Linked DNA regions of Homo sapiens: region 1 is linked to region 2. The links are chromatin loops, found by intact Hi-C in ENCODE. Cell type or tissue: chondrocyte. All regions are shown on one strand.

Region 1 (5,000 bases), 690 kb after region 2:
TTGGGTGGCTAAGGCAAGAGAATCACTTGAAGCTGGGAGGTGGAGGTTGCAGTGAGCTGAGACAGTGCCACTGTACTCCAGCCTGAGCGACAGAGGGAAACTGTCTCAAAAAAAAAAAAAAAAAAGATTTAATAAGAAAATATATTTGAAAAGTCCCAGGAATGAAACAGACATTAAGTGGCACAGGTGGATTTCAAAGCAGGTAGATATGGTAGAAATGTATATTTTAATATAAATGATAAAACTATATGGGGTGGCATTTTATTCCATAAATAGGCCATACTGTGGTGGCTCACACCTGTAATCCCAGCACATGGGGAGGCCGAGGTGGGTGGACCGCTTGAGCTAAGAAGTTTGAGACAAGCCTGGGCAACATGGCAAGACCCCTTGTCTACAAAAAATACAAAAAATTAGCTGGGCATCGTGTTGCATGCCTATGGTCTCAGCTGCTTAGGAGGCTGAGAAGGGAGGATTACTTGAGCCTGGGAGACAGAGGTTGCAGTGAGCCAGGAGACAGAGCCTAGGTGACAGAGCAAGACCCTTTCTCTAAATACATACATACATACATACATACATACATACGTACGTACTTACATACATAATCTTTCCCAATTCACTGTTCATTAAATACTAGATCCAGAGAGGTGGCCCTTGGCTCATAAAACATCATTCTACACAAAGGGCTTCCCCTGCCCAAAGCCACTCCACCTCTTGGATATTCACTACTACTAGTGGGAGCCACGTTATAAAAATGTTGGTGCTTTTAGATGATATATAATTTCTAAAGCAGAAAAGAGCTGTAAAAAGCAGGAAACTGACCCTAGGTAAGACCAATCTATTTCACAGTCCTTTGCACTAAAATATCTTTCTCTTTAGATCATTTATTATGGTCTGGGTGGAATCCCAATCACTGGAGCACAATTCATTTACGTTGGCAAGAATGCTTTTTAAAAAAAATTCTTGTATCATATTTCTTCACGTCACCAAGTGTATCTGTTCTGAGATTTCTGGATGGGGTGAAAAGGTGCAAGGAGCTTGAGAGTAGAAAGGGACAACAAGAAAAGACAGGGACGTAAGCCAGAGTTGATGGCGACAGAGAATGTGTGCAGAAGACAGGTGCAGAAAGGCCAGTTATGCCCAGGCCTAGACCCTCAGTTCAAGAATGAGGAAAGAAACATCTCTACACCTCTTCTCCTCCAGCACTACCTAAGCCCACAGCTTCTACAAACCAGAACACAGACCGGTACCATAACATCATGAGTAAACATTTATTTCTGCTCCCACTTGTTTCAAAAAGGAGTTAGAGCAGCTTTACAAATAGGCGTAGGAGGGACTCAAACAGATACTTCTACATCGGTGTTCACAGCAACATTATTTACAGGAGCTACAAGGGGGAAGCAAACCAAATGTCCATCAAAAGAAGAATGGATAAATAAAACACAGTATATACATACAATGGAATGTTGGAAAAAGGAATGAAGTTCTGATAGGTGACATAACATGCTAAGAGAGAGAAGCTAGACACAGAAGGAAAAATACTGTATGATTCCACTTCTTTTTTTCTTTTCTTTTTCTTTTTTGAGACAGGGTCTCACTGTGTCACCCAGGCTGGAGTGCAGTGGCACAATCATGGCTCACTACAGCCTTGACCTCCCGGGCTCAGGCGATCCTCCCACCTCAGCCTCTGAAGTAGCTGGGACTACAGGCATGTGCCACCACATCAAGCTAATTTTTTTGTTGCTTTTGTAGAGACAAGCTCTCACTATGTTGCCCAGGAGTGCAGTGGTGCCATCTTGGCTCACTGCAACCTCCACCTCCTGGGTTCAAGCGATTCTCCTGCCTCAGCCTCCTGAGTAGCTGGCACTACAGGCGCCCACCACCACACATGGCTAATTTTTGTATTTTTAGTAGAGATGGGGTTTCACCATGTTGGCTAGGATGATCTCGATTTTCTGACCTCATGATCCACCCGCCTCGACCTCCCAAAGTGCTGAGCTTACAGGCGTGAGCCACCACACCCGGCCCACTTTTATGTGTTTGGTTTTGTTTTGTTCTCTGAGACAGAGTCTTGCTCTGTTGCCCACACTGGAGTGCAGTGGCACGATCTCAGCTCACTGCAGCCTCTGCCTCCCAGGTTCAAGTGATTCTCCCGCCTCAGCCTCCAGTAGCTGGGATTACAGGCGCACACCACCACGTCTGACTGGTTTTTTTGTATTTATAGTAGAGATGGGGTTTCACCATGTTGCCCAGGCTGATCTCAAACTCCTGAGCTCAGGTGATCCTCCCAAAGTACTGGGATTACAGAAGTGAGCCACCACGCCTGGCCTCCACTTACATGAAATACCTAGAATAGGCAAACTAAAAGAGACAGAAAGTAAATCAGGGATTATCAGAGAATGCGGGGAGAGCTATTGCTTAATGGGTACATAGCTTCTGTTTCGGTGATGAAAACTTTGGAAATACTGGTTATTATTGCATTAACAATTAGTATATTTGATGCTGCAGAACTCTACACTTGAAAGTAGTTAAAATGGTAAGTTTGGTGATCTTTATATGTACTTTATTACAATTGTAAAAATAGTAAAAAAAAAGTGTATGAGATAAATTTAAAATAAGTGGAGGGAAAAGCTGAGACTTTAAAAGTTTCTGTAGGCTAATTTAGAAAACTGCCCATCATTTTTAGCATTGTTCCATGGAAAATGTATTCCAAGCAACAAAGAGTTGACTTACAAATGAAACTTAAAAACAACTTGCTTCCAAGTTGAAGATTACCAAAGTTCTGGTTTTTGGCAACAATCGTTCTGAAAATCCGAGTTTCCATCAACTTTGATGGCTGCCTTTCCCCTAATTTAAGAGGCAAGACTGCCATCATGTGGCAAGTAAAGTTAAGTTGTGGGTTTTCTTCTAATACAGTACAAAGGAAGATTCCCTTTTAAGAGCTTATAGGAACTAGCCTGTAGGAAATATCTAAACCTTTCAAACTCTAGTATAGATAAGCAATCTTGATTATCCAGAATAAATAATTGACCAGAAATAGTTCAGTTATTCCCCACATCTATAGATAACAAAGCACAATTTAAAAGACGTATCAAAAAGCTTAATTTCAAATATTTATAATAAAGCTCCAATATGTATTTTGATAATTTAAATATAAAATTTGCAATGTTAGTCTTATATTCCTGAAATAAACCATTTCCAAAAGAAAACCTGCAAAGTTTTATACCTCAACAACTCTCATTTAGCTATTATATGGTATTTAAAGAGTACACAAAAGTTTTTGGAAAAGGCTATACCTTGTAAAGGTAATTCCAACGTTCTGAAAAGCAGGAAAATGAATATTAGCTAAATAAGCATCATATTTAAAAATAAAGCCAGGCGTGGTGGTTCACACCTGTAATCCCAGCACTTTGGGAGACTGAGGCAGGGCGGATCACTTGATCTCAGGTGTTCAAGACCAGCCTGGACAACATGGCAAAACCCTGTCTCTGCAAAAAATTAAAAAAAAAAAAAATTAGTCGGGAGTGGTGATATGTCCCTGTAGTCCCAGATACTTAGGAGGCCAAGGTGGAAGAATCTCGTAAGCCCAGAAGGTTGAGGCTGCAGTGAGCTGTGATTGTGCCACTGCACTCCAGCCAGGGTGACAGACCAAGGCCCTATCTGAAAGCAAAATCAAAAACAAAAAACAAAGTGAGACTGTCTCTACAAAAAGGTTTTTAAAATAAAGTAAAATACATTTTAAAATAAGAGAGTTTCATTCTGCCCTAGTGCCCAGCACGGTAACCTAGACACTGCAGATGCTCAATAAATATTCACTGGAGGGGTAAAAAGAAAACATTATTTGCATGGTCTATAACCAAAAAGCTGACCCAGAATTGGTGTCCTATAGAGACATTCTGGGAAACATAAAATGCTCACTAAAACATCAAAAAATAAATCCAACTTTTTTTTTTTTGAGACAGAGTTTGGTCTGTTGCCCAGGCTGGAATGCAGTGGCACGATCTTGGCTCACTGTAGCCTCCGCCTCCCAGGTTCAAGCGATTCTCTGCCTCAGCCTCCCAAGTAGCTGGGATTAGAGGCATGTGCCACGACGCCCAGCTAATTTTTGTATTTTTAGTAGAGACAGGGTTTCATCATGTTGACCAGGCTGGTCTCAAACTCCTGGCCTCAAGTGATCTGCCTGCCTCGGCCTCCCAAAGTGCTGGGATTACAGGCGTGAGCCACCACGCCTGGTCTGAAATGATATTTTACATTGTTAAATGCAAAAAGAAAGTTACAGAATCACAGGTATAATATCTCATTAAACAAACAAAAACCCAAAAAACCACACAAGTGAGTAATATGCATCAAACTTATTTCTTTGGGGTGAGAGGAGCTGTCACTTGTTTCATTTCTTATGCAACACTTGCAATCCTTCTTATAATAAATATTTCTTTAATTTAAAAAAAGTAGAAAGAAAACACCATCCAAAATGTTCTTAATGGTCCTCTATTTCTTCTGATAGAGGGAACTTTAGAGCAATTAAAATATGTTAGGACAATAGATAACTTCAATAACTTTTTCCCTTACAAAATTAAAATAGTACTCATGGTCTCTTAATAATAAAAAAAAAAGATAGCTATAATTAAGTCACCAGCTTCTGAACATTTATAACTCCTATTGGTATAAAGCACATAATGGATCATTAGGATTATAAAACATTTGCCAATCAAAAAAAAAAAAACCCTACAATCCTAAAGAAAAGCCACAATTTATACTAGAAAAACTGAATTCTTTTTATTGTAAGACGCTGAAACAATCTAGTATCTGTGATCTCCTAATCCTGCAGAATATACAGATTGTTTTCTTTTAGTTGGAGAGTATTGGCTTCTTAAGGCTCCTCCATTTTAATCTTTGCAATAAAGATTTCCTGAAACTACACAACCACCCTCTGAGCCACCTCCCATCCATGCATTTAATGAGAGAAGTTTCTTTTTTAAAATTTTTTATTTTTTTATTGTTTC
Region 2 (5,000 bases):
GCCTTGTCTCAGATGAGACTTTGGACTGTGGACTTTTGAGTTAATGCTGAAATGAATTAAGACTTTGGGAGACTGTTGGGAAGGCATGATTGGTTTCAGAATGTGAGGACATGAGATTTGGGAGAAGCCAGGGGCAGAATGATATGGTTTGGCTTTGTCCCCACCCAAATATCATTTTGAATTATAGCTCCCATAATCCCCACGTCATGGGAGGGACCCAGAGGGAGGTAATTGAATCATGGGGGCAGTTTCCCGCATACTGTTCTCATGGTAGTGAATAAGTTTCTCACTACCATGGTTTTATAAAGGCCAGTTCCCTTGCACACACTCTCTTGCCTGCTGCCATGTAAGACATGCCTTTGCTCCTCCTTCGCCTTCCGCCATGATTGTGAGGCCTCCCCAGCCACGTGGAACTGTGAGTCCATTAAACCTATTTTTCTTTATAAATGACCCAGTCTCAGGTATGTCTTTATCAGCAATGTGAGAACAGACTAATACATTCGGTTTCCTCATTCATAAAAATAGAGTTGGGGGGTGGGGAAGTGGGTCTTAAACTTTTCCTATCTCACGGTACAGGAATAAAGGGGGATAAAATATCTTAGGTGTCTGGTCCAGAAAAGGTAATTATAAATGTTACTTATGTTTCCTTCTCCTCCTAATTTATCCAATAAATGCAAAAACTCTGAGGCACTCACTGTCTTTTGCTCTTTATCCATTCATCAAACTTTCCTTGGAGCCTAATTGCATGCCAGATACATAACTTCATAAAACACATGTGGTTGTCTCTGGTCCTGTGGAACTACAGTGACAGGGGAGGGGGCAGAAATGAAACAGCTTACTGATAAATGAGTGAATGAATTTGGCTAGATTAATAGGAGTGGGTGAAAGGTAGCATGAATAAACACTCCATTAGGGAAAAAGAAAATTAAGCTAAATTCAAAGTACCAAGTGTGCACGTGGAAGCCAGATCCTGGGAGTTTCTGAAATTCTCTGCGCCTCCCTTTCCTCTTCTACAAAATGGAGATAGTAATAGATGGTAACTCTTTTGGGTTACTGTGAAAAGTAAAACAACACTCCCCTCCCTCATCCTCACTAACCCAGCATATCAACCAGTTTTCTGAGATGTCTAGATTTCCATTTGGCCTCCAGCCAGCTTGAACAGCCAAACTGCCCCCAAGAAAGCACCCTGAATGTGAGGTCATCCAGGGTCCTAGGACTCCATCATACCCACTCCAAAACTAAAAGCCCACAGACCGTGGGGGTAGGACCTGACTAGCTGAAACATGCTGACCAAGCTACCTGAAGCACCTCTGAGGTATGCCCAGGCCTCAGGGTTGTCAAGCAGAAAAACCAGCACCTCCAGCCAGGTGTGTCTCTCTCATAAAGAAAGCTGAAACAGTTTTCCCTGCTTCTGAGTGGCAAGCTCGCCCCCAGATGTTTCTGAGAGCACCGCCCTTGCATTCCCACCAGGCCACCTGAGAACCTGGCCTCCCACATCTGGATTCGGCTGAAGCAGCAGTGTTTGAGAGAAAGGTGAGACTGGACAGTCAAGAAAGGGACAGAAAGTCGACGGTCTGGGAACTATCCCAGCGTGGACATTTACAGAAGCCACATACCTGTGTGTCCTCACTCCTCACAGGAGGACCGTGCAAAGGCAAATTGCTAGGCAGGTAGACCTCACAGATTCTCTCAGCCGGGCAGTCGGTGAGTCTGTCCAAAGCATTTGAATCTGAAGATAAAATGTTAAGAAGAAAATCCTAGAAAAACATGTCACATATATTCTACCCACCGAACCAAACAAAAACAAAAAAGAAACACTTAATTTTTAATAATGGGCGCAAGAAGTACTCAAAGTAATAAATAATAATAATAATAAAAGTTACTTCTTAGCCTGACTGTCCTGGACGAGAATTCCGTCCCCACTTGCAGGTCGGGCACTGAGTGCCTGGACAGAGAGTTAGGTCCCCCGCTTACCCCGCCCTAAGGCTGCGGAAGGCGGCGCCATCGGTCGCCATGGAAATCGCGGCGGATGGGCGGATCCTGGGCAGGTTGGCTGGGTCGGGCTGCCCGGGCGACGCCGGAGTTGCAGTTGGAGGCTGCGGGAATACAAAGGTAAGAGAGCAACTCCTGGGTTCCCTTGACTCGCAAGGGCTTGACCCCTGCCCGGGTTCTGGGAAAGTGAAGCAGAAAGTCGCCTCCCAGCGCAGAATATTCAAATTTGCCAGATGATCAGAATTACGCTGATTTAAAACCCAAACCCTCCCTAGTTTCCCACTCCTGCCCTGCTAAATCAAAATCTCCCAGCCAGGATCCGGAATCTGGATTTAACCAGGGGCCGTTTATAGAGTTGGGAGATTGGTAGATACGAGGTTCGCCTATTCTTATTTCTCAACGCCATACCACTACCCCGTAATGGTAAAAGAATTTGCACCCCAAAATCCTCCCCAGCGGCTCTGAAATGGAGTGCTTGGAGCTGGAAATGCGGAGCCCATTCCTCTCCTTGCAATACTGAAAGTTGTGAGCTGATTGGAAGCGTCGCTGCTTCTTGTGGGTTTCCCACTGGGGGGCAGCCTCGTCCTTCGCTCCTATTCCTTCCGCAAAGCAGAGCCGACAGTGTGGTTTCTGGCTAATTCCGGCTGCAGCCTGGTTAATAATATAAGCAGCACTTCTAGGAAGCGGAGCTTGGATGCAGAGCAGAGCCTAGGGCTGTAAATGGAAGAAGCTCTCAGCCCCAATTCCTAGTTTACAGTTAGGGTTCAGAACAAAGAATCCACGCTTGTAAAGCAATAATGTTCCCCTTGAGGGGAACATTACACTGCCCTTCAGTTCACGTGTATTATTTCTCAGCCCCCCCGAGCTTTATCTTTCATTGGGCAATCAGGTGGGACTTCAGGATTGATGGAGCCAAGCGTTAGCCTTGGCTGCACACTGAGTAACTATGAGCCTCACCTGACCACCTTCAGGAGGCAGCGTGGTGGTGAGAGAGGACTCGCTTCTGCGCTAATGGGGATCGCCATAGCTTCAATGACTATAAAATCAGGACCTGTCGTATCTGCATAGCCTGTCTTAGAGGTTTACGGGACGCTCAGCTCAATAGAGTGGGATAATCTATGGGTCTCTAGTACCTCATGCATTTACTGTACCTTATTTTGATAACCTGTTTATAGGTCTGACTTCTGTTATTTCATGTATAGGCATTGTCAGCTTAAAATCATGAGATCTTAAATTTGGAGAGGAGACTTTATTTCTTATAACGAGTTGCAGCTTGCAGGGTGGCCATCATGACAGGTAGAAGCTAGCCTCTGGCAGAGACCAATAGCAGGCACTTCAGAGGATAAAAGGGAGAGGTTGAGATTTATGCCCAAGGAAATTAGCTATACATACATATTCAGTAGGTTATAGGAGAATCTTATGAATATTTATGAGTCAATACATATGCACAGAATGAACATGTATGTAACATACAACACATGTTCACTTTGGGGTGGAGACAACATTAAGATACAGTCAAATTTAGGCCACACACATTAAAAGGTGAAGCAGGGACATGAAAGTAATCAACGCTCAGCCTCTATGAATCAGCCAGAACCGGTCTGTGGTCTCTTAGAAGAAAGTTACTGAAATCAGTCTCTTGTCCAGTCAGAGCTGTAGTTATGCCTTGTGGAGCACGAGGTCAGTTAGTCAGTGTTTGGTGGTTAGTGAGCTGCAATTGTTTCAATATTGCTTATCTGGAGACCAGTGCTTGTTTTGCTGATAGAGAAAAAGAAAAACCTTGAGGCAGTTAGAAAATAGTTTATTCTTTAACTGTAGGGGCTGTAGGACTTAACCCTTGCCTACTACCACCTTAGGTCTTGTTTATAATTTGGTATCTTATTACCACAAAGAGTCCATTCTGTCAGCTTATGACCTCTATTTTAGCAACATAAAATAAGAGCAGCTTTTTCTACATCACGTAGAATGCACTTCCTCCAATTCAAACTTCCAAATCATGAATTATTGCTAAAAGGAGGTGAAAGGGCTGAGAAGGTTAGGGCCAAGTGAGCAGACCACAGTATATCCTTTGGGATAATAAATGTCATTTTACATAAGAAAGAGACCCATGGTCAAATAAGTGTGTAAAATACTTGATTAAATGTATTTCTTTACTGCAGGACTTTTTTTCAGAAATTTTAGAAAGCAAATATATATTGTGACTCTTCAAGTTAAAGTTATACTTACAGCATTTCTCACATTTATTTCCTGTGAAACTTTTTTGTACAATGACTTGCAGAGCAACTATTCCACAGAACATACTTTGGAAAACACTAAACTGGAACACCAATGACCTCCCCAAGAGGTCTCCGTAAGGTAGAATGGTAGACAGCTGTTGGACACGTCTGGTTTTTCAAAGTGGCAAAATAGTTTTGGGCTGTCTTCCTCAAGAGGGGGATGGGAGAAGCCTTTTGAAACAGAGTAGATAAAGAATTAATTTGGCAGGGAGGACAAACTTACATTATGTTTCAGATGCTCAACATTATTTAATTCTCAAAATTGCTGTCTCAAATGGATACGGTTATCCCCACTTTACAAGCAACAAAACTGACATTCATGAATTAGTCAAATGCCACCTTCAAGCTCACATAGCCAGGAAGTGATAGCACTGGTATTTGGAGCCAAATCTTTAGTATAGTACAGTGAAGAACCCAAGCCCAGTAGCAGGGCAGCCAGCAGGGGCTCTGGAAGAACTGATTTTGTTTTCATGGTCACTTGAGTAATTCATGAAGAGTGAGAGTAGTGGGTAGTCTGCTCTCAAATAGTGAGCAGAAGAAAGTCCCCAGTATCGTCTTCTGATGATGGGCAGGGGATAATCCTTCTTTGAAAGATATATGGTCAGGAAAAATTGTGAAATTCGTTTTGCTAGAAGTTCAGTTGCAAATACAGACATATCTCAAAGATGTTGTGGGTTCAGGTTCCAGACCACTGCAATAAAGTGACCGTCACAATAAAGCAAGTCACACAAA

Evidence for each region. Hi-C counts contacts between places; a loop is a spot of excess contacts. Peaks named below come from ENCODE experiments on the same cell type or tissue, not always from the same donor. Only the 100,000 strongest peaks of a DNase experiment are listed, where the experiment ranks them.
Region 1: a loop joins it to region 2, with 3 times the contacts of the local background. A loop is called at or near these places in 6 of 110 quality-filtered maps.

Annotation. Positions count from the first base shown.
Region 1 is chr9:83,909,505-83,914,504 of GRCh38, forward strand. All of the region lies in intron 2 of KIF27 (kinesin family member 27), which reads right to left. Among named protein-coding and RNA genes, the nearest start is that of KIF27, 9.4 kb to the right of the region's middle. In chondrocyte, a CTCF peak has its summit at 2,875 (motif pointing left); no DNase peak of the experiment used is centred here.
Region 2 is chr9:83,217,266-83,222,265 of GRCh38, forward strand. FRMD3-AS1 (FRMD3 antisense RNA 1) reads left to right here and starts at 2,080. Exons shown (of 3, transcript NR_184120.1): 1 at 2,080-2,112. It also overlaps a transcript of RASEF not described here. In chondrocyte, a CTCF peak has its summit at 2,557 (motif pointing right); a DNase peak (open chromatin) is centred at 2,032.